2 separate regions of the Homo sapiens genome follow, and region 1 is linked to region 2. Evidence: chromatin loops called from intact Hi-C (ENCODE). Cell type or tissue: K562. All regions are shown on one strand. Each heading gives the region's core, and the rest is flanking DNA. Links, peaks and the distances in the headings are about the cores only. Region 1 overlaps CENPE (centromere protein E). Region 2 has its middle 66 kb from the start of TACR3.

Region 1 (2,917 bases), core at 227-2,726, 680 kb after region 2:
TCAGAGGGTAACAGTTGGAACTTATCATTAATATGTGATCCCAAAGGGCAAGTTTAGATAAGAGATGATTTAGTTGAGTAAGCTACAATGACAGGCTTCATTTGCTGACTCTGTAAGAAAGTTGATTTCTCCAAGGCACCCCACACAGTGAAGTGCAATTCACTTTTACCCCAAGTGAAGTCTTTAGTCTACCCTTTAAGCCTTTAGTTTCGTCCAAAGAGAGACAAGCAACTTTCTCAAGGACATGAAGATACTACCCTAAAAAGCAACTTTTACTGAAAAGTCTTATCAATTCAATGGACCAAAATATCCAATAGCATTATATTTACTTTACCCAAGCCAGATAATAGATGAATCATTTACTTATTCATTTATTCAGTCAATAAAATTGTTTTGAGCCCCTACTATGTGTTAAGGATTAGATCCTGGTGGCACATTGATAAGCAAAACCAGACATGATCCCTGCCTTCATAGAGCTTAATTCTCATGGAAGATACAGACAGTAATCAAGTGATTAAAAAAAAAAAAAAGTGAAATTATAGCAGTGCAAGTACAAAAGACTATGAGAAATATAATAAGTATTTGAGGAGTATTGAGGAAGGAAACAGATCAGATCTAAAAGGTTAACATGAGTTATCTTAATAAAGAGCAGAGGGAAAAACATCTCAGGCAGATGGAACAGCAACAGCGTTAGGGTAGGTGGGAACATGACCAGGGGAAGAGTTGAAAGAAATATGGTGTGGTCAGAGCACAGTGAGTACAAGCTTGTGTGGGTGAAGTCAGTGAGGCCAAAGAGAGAAATAAGAGCCAGAAATGCTGGACTTTTATAAATTATATAAAGGAATTGTTTCATTTATTGTGTAGAGGAAGCCTTTGAAAGATCTTAAGCAATGGCAGGAGAACATGAGTTATACATTTTGAAAACATCACCTCGTCTCTAAGGTGACCAGCAAATAATAGGAGCAGGAGTTAGACTGTTGTCTAAACAAGACATGATGGTAGTGTGGACTTGGAGTAGAGAAGGAGAGAAGTAGACCGACGGGAGAGATTTTGGAGTAAAATCAGCAACACCAGGCACCTGATTGAACAAAGGAGTGGGGAGGTATCAAGGATCACCCCCAGCTCTGCATGGAGGTTGTCCACAGAAGTGGGGGGACTTGCAGGAGAAACGGTAACACGGCATTTCTTGTAGTCTTTCTCACCACATAGCATCTACTGTGCACAGCCCTTTGTGACAGTGTGTCTGCCTACCCTACCAGAGGTACCCTGTTATGCAACTGTAGAAATCTAAAGCAACAAAATTGTACAGTAAGAAAGGCAGTTGCCAAATCATTTAAAACCTTGAGCACTATTTGCCAGAGTTTATAAACCTCTACTTTGTGATTAAGAAAAAATCTATCCATTCTCATCAACTACATCAAAATTAGATCAAGTTGACAGTCTAAAAGTGTTCTTAGGGAGATAGGTAGGCACAGAAACATTTGGAATAAAAACATGTTTGAAATATTCTCTTCATTAAATAGTATTTAACAAACATTTAAGGACCTTCTATTGGCTAGCTAACACTTGCATGGAACTCTCTCACTATGTTGCCCAAACTGGCCTTGAACTCCTAGGCTCAAGCAATCCTCCTAAGCATCAAGGACTACAGGTGCATGCTAGCTACCACACCCAGCTGTAATCACCTTTTGATTTTGTCTGCTAGTGCCAGAGGCATATGCATAATGTGAATTCATCAAACTGCAAATAAAAATGTTTGAGTCCTTTTTTAATATGTGGATCTCTCTGGTACTGTTTTTAGATAAATAAAAGAGTAGCCTAGAAGAATACATAAATCAAAAACTGACCAATTCAGAATTAAATGAGATAGTCCCAGCTTGAATTAATACCAGTCTTTAAAAAAATAAATGTGAGTTTTTACTTTTAATTATAAAAGGTAATCTAAATTACCTTAAACTAAGGTAATTGCCAAGACCAGTTATGGTAGATTTACTTTTATAAATATAATAATTGTAAAATAAATATTGTTTATAAGCAAATAGATGCAGCTAAAGTCCTTTTTAAAGGCTCACAGAAAGCTTTCCAAAGATGATTAAATATTCTCTAAAATACTATTTGTTTAGCACACCATTTATTTTGAAAAACAGGACAAAAGAAAACTCAATCAGCCCGTGTTTGATTCACTTTGAATTTCAAATTGAAGAATTCCAAATAAAACTTTATTACCTCTCAGTTTAACTATGGTTTGTCTAATAGTTCATTTTAGGACAAAATGGGGAGTAAACTTCTCCAACTCTGAGGTGAAATACACCATCTTCATGACCAAACACGGTGAATCACGTTGCCATTTTTCATTCTTCACATCTCTCCTGTCTTAACCTCCTTTCCACTTCCAGCTGTGCTTGGTTTTTGTGTATTTTTGTAATAGGATGAATGTTGTTTTCATTTTCTTTCTCAGAGGTGCAAAATGCAGGAGCAGAGAGTGTGGATTCTCAGCCAGGTCCTTGGCACGCCTCCTCAGGCAAGGATGTGCCTGAGTGCAAAACTCAGTAGACTCCTCTTTGTCACTTCTCTGGAGATCCAGCATTCCTTATTTGGAAATGACTTTGTTTATGTGTCTATCCCTGGTAATGATGTTGTAGTGCAGCTTAATTTCAATTCAGTCTTTACTTTGCCACTAGAGTTGAAAGATAAGGGAACAGGAAATGAATGCATTGTGGTAATTTAGAATGGTGATAGCAATACCTTCTTCTTGCATATGGTAATACTTTTAAAAGTTGAATTGTTTTATTTATTTGTATATTTTGTAAAGAATAAAGTTATTGAAAGAAATGTAAAGTTATCTACATGACTTAGCATATTCCAAAGCATAATACATACATTAATATAAAACATCATTTTATTAACAAAATTGTAA
Region 2 (2,917 bases), core at 280-2,779:
ATTATAAAAGTGCCATTTTAAACTGTGAAAAAAGGAAAAACACCATAGAACATACTGGGTGTTCCAATTAGGGTTGTCAAGAGGTACTGCCTCTCTTCCTATTGAAAATGGTGTTTCCCATATTTCTTTGCCTTCCCTATTTTCTCTCTTACCTTTTTGCCTACTATAGGAGACACAGTGCTCATCTCTGAAATCCTCTGCTGCCTGCAGAGTTCCTGTTTTTCAGTGGCAGTTAGGGTTTGGCTTAGGAGCAGCATAACAGCCCTCCATGAGAGGTCAAATATCTGAGGTAAATTTCAGAAAGCTTTTGTACACCTATCAGGGACATTAGAAAATTGACCTAAGTCTCCCTTTATTTGCCTAAGGTCCTGCAATGAGGAGGAAACTTGAACCCTAGTGGCAGCAACTTCATTGGGCATTTCCTGTAGGGGTAAGAGCAAAGGTGGGGGAGTGGGATATTTTGGAGATAGTGGGGGTGGAATAGCTGGAAGCATGGTTGGAGGTGGCCCCAGATAAGAAGGACTGGAAGGGCTGGGACATTCGATGGCTGCCTCAGATGGTGCCCCCAGAAGTTACTTTTCTAGTCTTGGGGAATCATTCCCTTTGGACCTGCCTGATCTGATTGCTAAAAGGACTGGGTTGATTGTGCAATGCTTGCAAAGGTCTGGGTTGTCTTGCAGAGCAACGGAAGCCTGTACGTAAGGTACCTCAGAACATTTGCCCACCCGTCTGCAGAAAAGATCTAATTGTTGGATAATATTAAAATTAAGGGTCCCTTCACAGGCCTGGATGGTTCAAGAGGGTGAGAAGCCCATGCCCTTGAGAAAAGAAAATAAGCCACTTTTTAAATTAAAGTTTCAGAGTCAAAGGAGTCTTTGTGCTTCAGAAGGCACTCCAGAGGAATACAGGCCAAAGATGATAAAGAAAAGTGAGAAAACAGAGTCCCTTTAGTCTCCTTCCTTTTGGTGTGACCCAGGGTGGAAAGGAAGACAGTGAGGGCGTACCCCCTGCTGTTTTCCCTCTGTGGTTTCTGGGTCCCAGCACCTTGTTGAATATGCTGCTCATGGTTGCAGGTGTGATCCCAGCCATAGAACCAGAGGAACTATGTGGTTGGGATTAGTCACACTCACCCAAGTGGCTCTAGTCCTCTGCCTGTGATTTCCCATTGACTTTCTAGACTTGTGTGACCTGCCTGGCTCCCCTAAGAATAGATCTTGGGAGACACTATGTGACAGTTACATTAGGGCAAATGTTGCACTTCCCTCCTAAATGGAGGAAGTGTGCTGGTTTGAGCTCTGTATCTGTTATTACAGCCCATGCTAAAGCGTTTACCCTTAGAGAATGGTTCTGGTTAACTTCTGAACCTAAAATTCCCCTACTAATTAAGTACCATTCTAACTGGAGGCGTAATAGGTGCGTTAAAAGAACATAGGGACTGAATGGCCATTTTCCTGCTGATGGGACAGTATCAAGACTAAAATTTGGCTTTGGAGGATATTTTACCCCTAATTGTTGAAATCAAAATTTTCCCATTTACACAAGCAGCGTGAAGCCTGGTTTCTAGTAGAGAGGTGCAAAAAGAGGAGAGAATTGGGAAGCTAGAGTGTTTTGTTGAAGGACCGACAATGTGCCTCAAGGAGAAGATTCCTATTCCACTAGGTGGCACTGTTGACCTTGAAGTGCCATATGCTCTCCAGACCAAGGGAAGAGTGACCTTGACATGTCATGTGCTCTCCAGGCCAAGGGCAGAGAGTGACCTAGAAGTCCCATGTGATCTCCACACCAAGGGCAGAGATTGACCTGGAAATGCCATGTAATCTCCAGGGCAGAGAGAGGTACTCACTGTTGGGTGGGGGGTCTCTGTTCATAGAAAATCACAAAGCCACCTTCCCTTGAGCTATATCCCCAGTTACTACCATATTACCTGATCTCGTCAAACAAGATTACGTTCCTGTAAAACTTCCCGCACATTGCATAAACAGAGAAGTTAAGAGATACGGATGGTCACAGACAGGAAAGGAGGAAATTACAATAGCAAATTTGGAGATCCTGTGGCCGACACTCCATCAGGACAGTCAGAGGCTGGGGTCAGTCCAGAAGCCCTTGGATAACAGTGGGAGGTAGCCCCAGCCAGAAATCCTCAGTTGTCTCAGGACTTCTTCCAGCCCCACATGACAGCTAAGCCCCTTGTGTAAGGAAGCTGGTTTAAACATGGCCAATATGCCCAGCCACCCATGGGTGCTGGGGGATTCTCCATGCTCTCTATAGCAAGTCTATCCCCCAAGTCTTGTAAGGCTAGCAGCCGTGCTAATCATTTTTAAATGGCTGAAGGGAACCCAGCATTTGGTTTGATTTGGTTCTAAAATGGAGGCCAAGAGCCTCAGAATGAAAGGACAGAGTTTGAGTTTGCTCCTCTACTCACCGTTTTGATGAATGTTGTACCTTGGTATCCCGAACGAGGTTCCCATTATGAAGCAGCAATATTGTCTGGGGCATATACCTGGGATTCATTGTCATGCGCCAGGAAAATTTAAGACACAGACAGACAAGAGTAGTTTAGGAGTGGAGGTTTAATAGGCAGAAAAGAAGAGAAAGAGAAACAGCTCTCTCTATAGAGAAAGGGGTCTCTGAGCAGAAAGGAGCAGCTGGTGGCAAATGCACCAGATTTTATAGTCCAGTTTGAGGAGGCGGTGTCTGATTTACCCTATGTATGTGTATGCTCACAGTTGGTTGGATCAGGTATGATGTTTACATAGTGCACAGGGAAGGCTGGTTACCCCACCCTAGTATTATGCAAATGGGCTTTCCAGTTGATCGGTGCCATCTTGTCTGCTCCTTACAGTACATGTGGCTGACAAACAGAAAGGAAGATGGAGCCGCCTTCTTGAACATGTCTAGTCCCTAGTTCCTGCCAGCA

The links. Peaks named below come from ENCODE experiments on the same cell type or tissue, not always from the same donor. Only the 100,000 strongest peaks of a DNase experiment are listed, where the experiment ranks them.
Region 1: a loop joins it to region 2, with 12 times the contacts of the local background. A loop is called at or near these places in 3 of 110 quality-filtered maps.

The regions. Positions count from the first base shown.
Region 1 is chr4:103,105,858-103,108,774 of GRCh38, reverse strand. It overlaps CENPE (centromere protein E), which reads left to right. Exons shown (of 49, transcript NM_001813.3): 49 at 2,459-2,917. The coding sequence ends at 2,553. Among named protein-coding and RNA genes, the nearest start is that of BDH2, 7.5 kb to the right of the region's middle. In K562, for the core only: no CTCF peak of the experiment used is centred there; no DNase peak of the experiment used is centred there.
Region 2 is chr4:103,784,990-103,787,906 of GRCh38, reverse strand. No RefSeq gene overlaps it. Among named protein-coding and RNA genes, the nearest start is that of TACR3, 66 kb to the right of the region's middle. In K562, for the core only: a CTCF peak has its summit at 1,665 (motif pointing right); no DNase peak of the experiment used is centred there.